Regions from separate parts of the Homo sapiens genome. Here regions 2 and 3 are each linked to region 1. Evidence: chromatin contacts called from ENCODE Hi-C or POLR2A ChIA-PET data. All regions are on one chromosome and are shown on one strand. Each heading gives the region's core, a stretch centred on a gene start or an enhancer-like site at or near the end of the contact. The rest is flanking DNA. Distances are from core to core; before and after follow the strand shown.

What was found. A loop is a pair of places that touch in the nucleus more often than their neighbours do. ChIA-PET counts read pairs that join two places held with the same protein, here RNA polymerase II (POLR2A). Pooled maps may share reads with other maps.
Region 2: a map of PC-9 shows a loop between it and region 1 (3-fold over the local background). The contact joins two enhancer-like sites. A Hi-C loop is called at or near these places in 3 of 168 maps with a recorded cell type or tissue (PC-9, endothelial cell of hepatic sinusoid and heart right ventricle) and 5 of 50 pooled maps. POLR2A ChIA-PET finds 5 or more read pairs at or near these places in 1 of 52 experiments (activated T-cell).
Region 3: a map of PC-9 shows a loop between it and region 1 (2.5-fold over the local background). The contact joins two enhancer-like sites. A Hi-C loop is called at or near these places in 1 of 168 maps with a recorded cell type or tissue (PC-9) and 1 of 50 pooled maps.

What each region holds. Positions count from the first base shown.
Region 1 is chr2:102,540,103-102,542,839 of GRCh38, reverse strand. No RefSeq gene overlaps it. Among named protein-coding and RNA genes, the nearest start is that of SLC9A4, 68 kb to the right of the region's middle. Within about 2 kb of position 1,384, at least 2 of the 41 ENCODE cell types and tissues checked have a DNase peak (open chromatin) inside an H3K27ac peak, as active enhancers do; they include PC-9, where a contact is called at or near this core.
Region 2 is chr2:102,584,844-102,587,580 of GRCh38, reverse strand. No RefSeq gene overlaps it. Among named protein-coding and RNA genes, the nearest start is that of SLC9A2, 33 kb to the left of the region's middle. Within about 2 kb of position 1,325, at least 2 of the 41 ENCODE cell types and tissues checked have a DNase peak (open chromatin) inside an H3K27ac peak, as active enhancers do; they include PC-9, where a contact is called at or near this core.
Region 3 is chr2:102,504,075-102,506,811 of GRCh38, reverse strand. SLC9A4 (solute carrier family 9 member A4) reads right to left here. Exons shown (of 12, transcript NM_001011552.4): 4 at 1,341-1,558. Among named protein-coding and RNA genes, the nearest start is that of SLC9A4, 32 kb to the right of the region's middle. Within about 2 kb of position 1,356, at least 2 of the 41 ENCODE cell types and tissues checked have a DNase peak (open chromatin) inside an H3K27ac peak, as active enhancers do.

The DNA of each region.
Region 1 (2,737 bases), core at 135-2,634:
ATCTTTGACAAGTGTTCATCTTCTATTTGAGAGTCATGATTTTATCTTTTTTAAAAAATATATTTTCACAGGATCTAGACAGTCTGACTCCATAGCCCACACGTGCCAAAGATTCTTTGCTTGACCAAACATTAGGCAGAGGCTGAACCTTCTCCAAGGCCCGTTTGTGTACTTCCTTATAAAATCTGTTTTAGAAAAGAACCCTTCTAAGTCAGTTTAGCAAGAAACACCACCCCCAGCCCCATCATGTCTGATTACCCTCAATATCTCATTGGGGTCTTTTCCTCCACCATCCCCCAGGTGATGACTGATTACCCTGGCCTGTCTTCAGCAAGAGTACTGTTAGGTTGGTTTGGCCAGAATCCCCCTTACCCCTGATGTTTCCTCTTAGTAATTTCCCATTCAATTACTCCCACTCTGCCAGTGCTGTAATCAGAGTGGACTCAATCTCTGTTTCTCACTGCAAAATCTCATTACAGTGGTCTCTATATCTATCTTGATTCTCCCAAATGAAGTCTTCCTTACTGTGCCTTAACAAGTGTAATTGAATAATTTTTTCTTTAACACACCTTTAACTACAAAACTATCTAAAACCATCAATATGGTAATACTAACATTTACTGTGCACTAAACTATGTGTCAAACACTCTGCTAATGCTTGGAAGGGTTAAGCAAATTGTCTGAGTAAGGTTTTACAAAACGGCAAAACAGCATTCAAATTCAGGTCTGTTTTACTCCTGTACTCCAGCTCTTAACCACTTGTATTTCCTCTTTAAGTTCTTTCATAGGCACAAAAATGTTTCTGGTTGCTCAAGACAGAAAGAGGGCTCCATACTCCAGAGTTTATAAACTCTTGACCTCATCCAAGTCTCACAACCACTTCATGAGTTAGATGGAGTAGATGTCGTTATCCCCAGTTCAGTGACATGGAACCGACTTCTTTGGTCAATATCACACAACTGCTAAGTAATAGAGCTAATACTCCACCCCACATCTGCTGATTCAGAAATATTGCCTTGTTGAAGGAAGAGGCTATAGGGTTGTCCCCAGACAGGTGAGGCTAATGCCTATTGGAAAGACATCTACTGCAAGGTAAACTACATTTACTGTAATCCTGGAGATAGTTCAGAAGTCTGGAAGAACTGACCCTGTAGTGCTAAACCAAGGTTTAACCATTGCTCTAAGGTATTTAGATCTTAGGACTAAACAGGACACATTAATGAAGCAACATTTTCCCAGAGCTTTCTTTATGTCTGGCATCCAAAGCATTTATAGTCTTATAGAGAACACTGGACAGGACTCTAAGCCTTGCAAATAATTTATCAAATGTAAAATTATCTTCCTGTGTATGGAAGTTTCCTGAGCCTCCCTTAAATACCAAAAAGGCTTAGTGTTGTGATTTAATCACGATAGTACCTTTTCTCCTCCAATAAATTCACCCTACTTCCTCAAGTCATTATGAAACTAAACCTCTTGTGAGGTACCCCAAAATGTCTTATTTTCTGTTCATTCTGCCTGGAAGAATTTAATTGCCAAATTCACCATAGATGTAGTTTACTTTTCAAATTTTCATTTTCATTCTTATAATATTTGTCCAAATGTTTTGTTTTGTTTTTTTTTTTACCAGAGAGCTGCCTGAAACTGCATGTGTTGTGGAGTGAAAGTGCAGACATTCCAGCTGTATTGTCTAAAATCAGAACTTGAAATTCAGCTCCAGGGATGTGGGTGGGGTAGGGCAAGCATTGTTTGCTAAACCCTGTGTTGGGCTGGTCTGTACTGCCCGGCTCTGTGTGACTTTCCATGGGCGTGTCCTTGGGTGAGGACCTGTCCTTTTGTCCTCTCCTTTTAAGAATATCCTTTTTTGGAGGACAAAACATTTATCCTCCTTTCTGACTGGTTGTTTTTTTAACTTCATTTAGAACTTTAGTGATATCCTCCCACCACCCGCCCTCCCCGAAACCTCATCTACACGACCCCTTTTAAAGATGGCACAGTTAGATAATAGAGCTGCCTCCTGAACCAGGTCCAGGACAAGCACAAACTCAAAACAAGGGCCGCCTTCACGGGTGAAAGAGTACACCAGTGAAACCCAGGGTCGGAGTTTCACTCACTCTTAGTTACCCAGAAAAATTGCTGTAAGAAAACAAAATAAATGAAACACTATGGGTCCTTCTTTCCTTTTAGACTGGCTCAGGGCCATGGTGCTAGGCGACCCCTTATTTTAAAAGTTTCTAACTGGCCCAATTTCTAGTATTTTCACTAGTTCAAAGATAAAATCCAATGAAAAAAAATATTGAATAAAAATAATTTAATTCAAGCATAACTCATAGCCTCACTTCACTATATTTGTCCAAAGACGCAGACTCCTGAATGAATGATTTGGTCACACCCTCTGTGAGCATGAATTAGCACTTCAGCATCAGGTAAAATGGAAAGGAACCTTGGAGCTGTGGCAGCAGCAGTCAAACAAGACCTAAATTTTACCTGGTTTGGTAAAGTAACCTTTAAAATTCAAATGATGGTGGCAAAAAGCATATTCTTTTTTTCAGTGTATTCTCTACAACAGTTATGAGGGTAACTACAGCTTAGTGGATAGAGTTAGTGACATTGGAGTCAGACTGCTCTAAATGATACTGCCATTTACTAGCTGTATGTCCTTTGTGATAACTTAACTGAGACTCAGTTTCCTCTTCTGTACAGTGGGGAGAAAAAACATAATAACTACTCTATAAGATTG
Region 2 (2,737 bases), core at 76-2,575, 45 kb before region 1:
AAAGTCACCCTGTTGTGCTATCAAATACTCGATCGTATTCTTTCCATTGTTTTTGTATCCATTAACCATCGCTACTTCCCCCTCTCCCTCACTATCCTTCCCAGACTCTGGTAACCATCATTCTACTCTCTCCCCAGGTGAGTGATTCTTCTACCCACAATGAAGGTTGAGAATCATTAAGATAAAATGTTAGTGTAACAAGTAAGTATTATTTTAAGTGTGATTACCCTTAATCCCGAGAAAATATTTCATATGTCCAAATGTCCAGAAAAAAACTTTTTAAATCTTTCTACTTGTCCAATTGCTTCAATTGAAAGCCTCGAAAAAAAAGCAATTTAAAATCATGTGGCAAATCTAAGATGGCATAATCTCATATTTCTTTCAACTTTGGTTAAAGATACATTCTAGACTGTTGAGAGAATGCTTTCTAGTGTTTAGTTTGGACTTAAAGTAACCACTCTGAGTTAGTTCAAGTTCAGCCAAAATACTAGTTTAGACCAATTTTTGTTTTAGTTTGAATTTGTATGCTAATCTGTGCATTTCCTTTTAGGAAGGCTGTCCTTAGTATGAGAGGGAAGTCCCTCTTTCCCCAAAAAACCCTTTTAAGCCACTTTCCTGCCTGAAATTCACTTTTCTCAAACTTGGCTCAGATGCTGGTGTTCTGAGACATCTAACATACCAAAATGGAACGTGCTTGTTCTGAATTTTCCTACGAACATATTTTGATAAGCGGAGGTTGGTGTTGAGGCCTGGAGGTGGGCAGGGGCAAGCAGAGGAACAACAGGCCAGATCCTTTCGATGACCTTGGCCACTTCGTTATTTCCGCAGGACCAGCTCTGATGTTTTACCACTGCATTTCCCCAAACGAAAGAGAATAGCCATTTGAAGATAATGGCTGGGCACTCCCAAAATCGTAGCTGCTGGAGCTAAAGAAATCACTCACTCAAAACCTAGCTGTTTGTCTAAAAGGAACAGAGGCAAAGTTGTTGCAATGTACCCAGATAATAGATCAAACCAGGGAAAAATGATTAGTCCATAAAAGGCTTTTGGCCCTGACTGTATTTGCTATAGAGAAAAGAAAGGAGTTCTATTTCAGCTACCCTGTACCTCCTTCCTGAGCTAATTAAGGGTCACTCCGGGATCTTCAGAGTTTTCTTTGGTGGCTTCAGAGGAGAAAGATAGGAGGTGGCTTTGAACAAACAGGAACCTCACCCAGAAAGTCAATCTCATATTTCAACCTCAGTTCTTTTGCCAGCTAAAGCACCCGCATAGAGCTGGGAGTGGTCCATTGTGCCAGGGAATTCACCCTTAGGGAAAGACAAAACCTCAACAAGCAAAGACTAACAAAAGAATCTCAGAAACAAGGAGTCACACTGGCTTTCAGGGAGAAACACGCTCTGACTCCTCATTCCTTATCATTGAAGATAATAAGACCAAACATCAGGAGCTGGATCCAAAGGTGGACGGGTACAGTGTGTACTTAGGGATAAAACTTGGCCTTCCCCAGTTGTAGCCAGGGGTCGTCTGTAGTCTCTTGAAAAGCTTCTGATGACTTCCGAAGCCTTCCCTGCCTCTCTCCTAGCTTCCCTGTCTCTCTCCAACCTCACAGTGCTCATCCATCTGGCAACTCTTTTCATGGTCTTTGGGTGTCACCTAGTGATTCTGTCCTGCCACCCCCAGGCCTGAAGGCATCTTCGAGGAGGTTTGAAAAAAAGCCAAATGGAAAGGCAAACAAGCAGAAAGCTTAGCAAAGAGATTAGTTCACATTAAATAATGTGTGTTTTGCAGGGCTGCCTTGTGCATGGGAAAGCATTGTGGAGGTTTACTTTGGTTTTTAAAAGTTAATCATAAATGTATTATTATTATTATCTAGCAAATTTTAACAATCACCTTTAAAAGGGCCTTTGGCTAATGTTCTATCTACTTTACAAACAGGAAAACTCCTCTTAACACCTCAAACCGATATTTTAAGGTTAATATACATACGTTTAGGTTAAAACCTCCATAATTAAAAAAAAAACTCTTAAAATTTTGATGAATCAAACTTATAATTATTCAGAAATTTGAATTATCTTAAGCTTTTCATTGATATTTTTAATTTTACTAAGATGTCTACTTAAAAATCATGAGTCTTTCAATTGCTTAAAAATATACTTCAAATTGGAATTATGAGGCCAATCTGTTGTTTCTATCAAGTTAAAATTTTGAGTTATACATATATATGTAAAGAATCATGCACAGATTTCTTATTTCAAAGATATTAATACCATACATTTGATTCTCTCAAATATTTTCTATATTTAGTTTTAAGTCTTTCTGCCATTGAAAGATATTTTCCCATTAAGTAAACAATTATTGCATTCTACACCACTTGATGATTATTGTCCTGTGCAGTTTTAGGGGACAGCTTCTCAACTTGGCAAGTGTCTTAATAACCAGAGATTTCAGGCAGGACATGACTGATGTTTGGTTTGAGTCAAATGGGCTATATCGCACCTATTTGTGTTGGCTAAGTCAATTACTCCAATACTCATAGGAGGTCATCAGGTAGTCCAATCTCAGAATTAATTATACAATGACTAATTACATGGGAAAGACCTCCAGAAGTTATACAATAACCCAGAGGGTTAATTAGATTTTGCATTCCTTTGGTTCTTAAGATACATTTTTTTTTTCCATTTAACTCTAAAGAACTGTGGATCTGATATAATCCTCTACTCTGTTTCAAATATGTCAT
Region 3 (2,737 bases), core at 107-2,606, 36 kb after region 1:
ATGTTGAGGTTCCTGCAATATAAATCCTCTCCTAGGTAGTTTCTTTTCTTTTTGGCTCGGCTAAAGCTCTGTAATTTTACTTCTCTTGGCATTAGCTCTACTCCCCTGTAGATTCCCAGAGTCCCAGAGTATTAGAACTGAAAGGGAACTAAGAAATTTGTTCAAATCCATCATTCTGTGGTTGAGGGAGACGATTTTGAGTAGTTACATGTCTGTCCAAGATCAAACAGCTAGTTTGTAATAAGGCCGGTGATAATGATTTAAGATAATAAACTTGTATCACAGCTTCCTCTATTCTCCCCCAAGGAGCCCAACAAACATATATATTCAGAGTTACTTATAGATATTTTAATATTTCTGTATTCCTGTTAATCTCCTCTAGAGCCTAAAACCCATCCTAAATGAATTTGGAATTAATATGTTCAAGATAGGTTATCAGCCATTTCACCTAATTTCTCTTTGAGTAATTGGCTTGAAAATATTGGTCAAAGTCATTTAACATAACGCTTCAAATATTAGTCAAGTCACTTAAAAATAGATTTGCTTTTAATCAAAAGGCAACACATATATTGTAGTTCAGTGCTTAATGTTCTTTTCTAGCTCCTGAAACATAAATGTACAAGATAAATCATCAGCCACTAGTTCTCATTTTAAAAGATTAGTTACATTTTACAGGTGTGATGCCAGTTACACTCTAAAGTTGTTCTTACTAATTAATACGAAGCTCTTTTAAAAATATTCACTTTCTGATTTGTTTGTTTGCTATACATCACACATTCATGCACTCAACCCTCAAATGAAACCACCTATACTATTTAGGGGGATGTTTTCTATCAGTATTTGTCTTCCATAGAATACAATTTGTGAGATCTCACTTATCCTATAGTGAAAGTGTAAATAAATGCCCACAGTTTATAATCCATATCTGATTTAAGGTGCAAGAGGATACAAATCTGCAAAGAAGTGAAGAGCAAGGGATATGTTGGTCTTAGGAACCAAAAACATTGGTGCAACTCCAAATAAAAAGTAACAAACATGTATTTTTCCATTGACTGAATTATATTTAAATAGGTAGATGTGAAACTTCTTTCTTCAATTAAAAAAAAGTACTCCTTGCCCCAGCCTTGCTTCAATGCAGAACCTTATCAACCACTAATTACTTTGAGCTGACTGAGGGAACAAACAGAAAAGATTCCTGCTCACGACCAGGTTCCTAGTCTACCCTAACCGGTAAAACCAGTTAGCATCTACTCAGTCCTCCAGTTTTAACATTGCGGAAGGGAATAAGAGAACTGAAAATGCAGCAGGACCGGAGACTCTGGAGCCCTGCCGTCTCTTACTGATGGCTCTCCAGATTTGGCAGAAGGCCAGGGTGAAGCAGATGAAGGCCCAGTTCCACTCGTGATTCTTGCCCACAGTGGACACACCCATGAAGATGAAGATCAAGGTCTCGCTGACGCTGCTCAGCATCTTCATGAAGTACTTGATGGTCGTGTATGATGTCTGGGACACGTTTTCTTCCACGTACTTTTTCATTGTTACTGCGCAGGCTGTGATTCTATAAAAGGAGCAGAGTCTCAGAGAAAATCCATGAGGTTTTCCCCCTCCACAAAACGCCCTCCCCACAGGCAATGCCACAGATGCATGAAGCCCGTGTTGATGCAGGAATATCTCCCTTATTCCCTTCTGTGGCTGCAGATTTTCCGCAGATTTTCTTTCTCCCTCTTTTCCCTCCCTAAGAGATCTTTACAAGGTAAAGGTGAATGTGGTGGGAAGGTGGGCGTGGCACGGTGAAATAAAAGGACACGTAATTCGCATGGGCACACCCAATGCAGAATGCTTCCCTCTTGCCCTCTTCATGAAGAGTTTGTCAGTCCCAACTCACACTCTCTGCGTTACTCTGCCTTAAACCAAAATAACAGAATAATTCTTCAAGGTTCTCATTTCCTCCAATCCAACCATAAATGATCAAAACTTCTAAGACAATGCAAGGTTCTTTTTTATTGGCTTTATTTCAAATATTTCTGTTCTAGAGCCATTAAGCAAGTATGGGAAAGAGAAAGAAACTTGCCTTGTCTTAGAAGTTTTGATCATTTTCCAGGTGGGAAAGTGACAGATGCCTAGAGTTTACACTATCACATTTAATTGAAAGAGGTATTTCTCTACAATAAAATTAAATGTATCTGCCTGAATAGCTGGAAAGAAAGATAATGCCGTACAGAAAACAACATCATCAGATATAATAAGCCAAGCTGAGAAGCCTCATTCAAAGATAAACATCTCAAGGATACAAGGACATAAGGATAAGCATTTCAAAAATATTTTCATTAGAGCAAGGAAATGTAGATTTCTAGTCTTATCCCATCTGTCTAGTTTCATCACACACTGAAGAGCCATGGCTGTGTGATGTGGTTTGAGGGGCACAGCAGAAGGCAGAGCCCAGGAATGTCAGTCCCTCGTGCATGCCTCTCTTCAACTTTAAAATTAACTTTTCCACTTTGGGAGGCCAAGGCGGGCAGATCACGAGGTCAGGAGATCGAGACCATCTTGGCTAACATGGTGAAACCCCGTCGCCACTAAAAATACAAAAAATTAGCCGGGCGTGGTGGCCAGTACCTGTAGTCCCAGCTACTCAGGAGGCTGAGGCAGGAGAATGGAGTGAACCCGGGAGGCGGAGCTTGCAGTGAGCCGAGATCGTGCCACTGCACTCCAGCCTGGGCGACAGAGCGAGACTCTG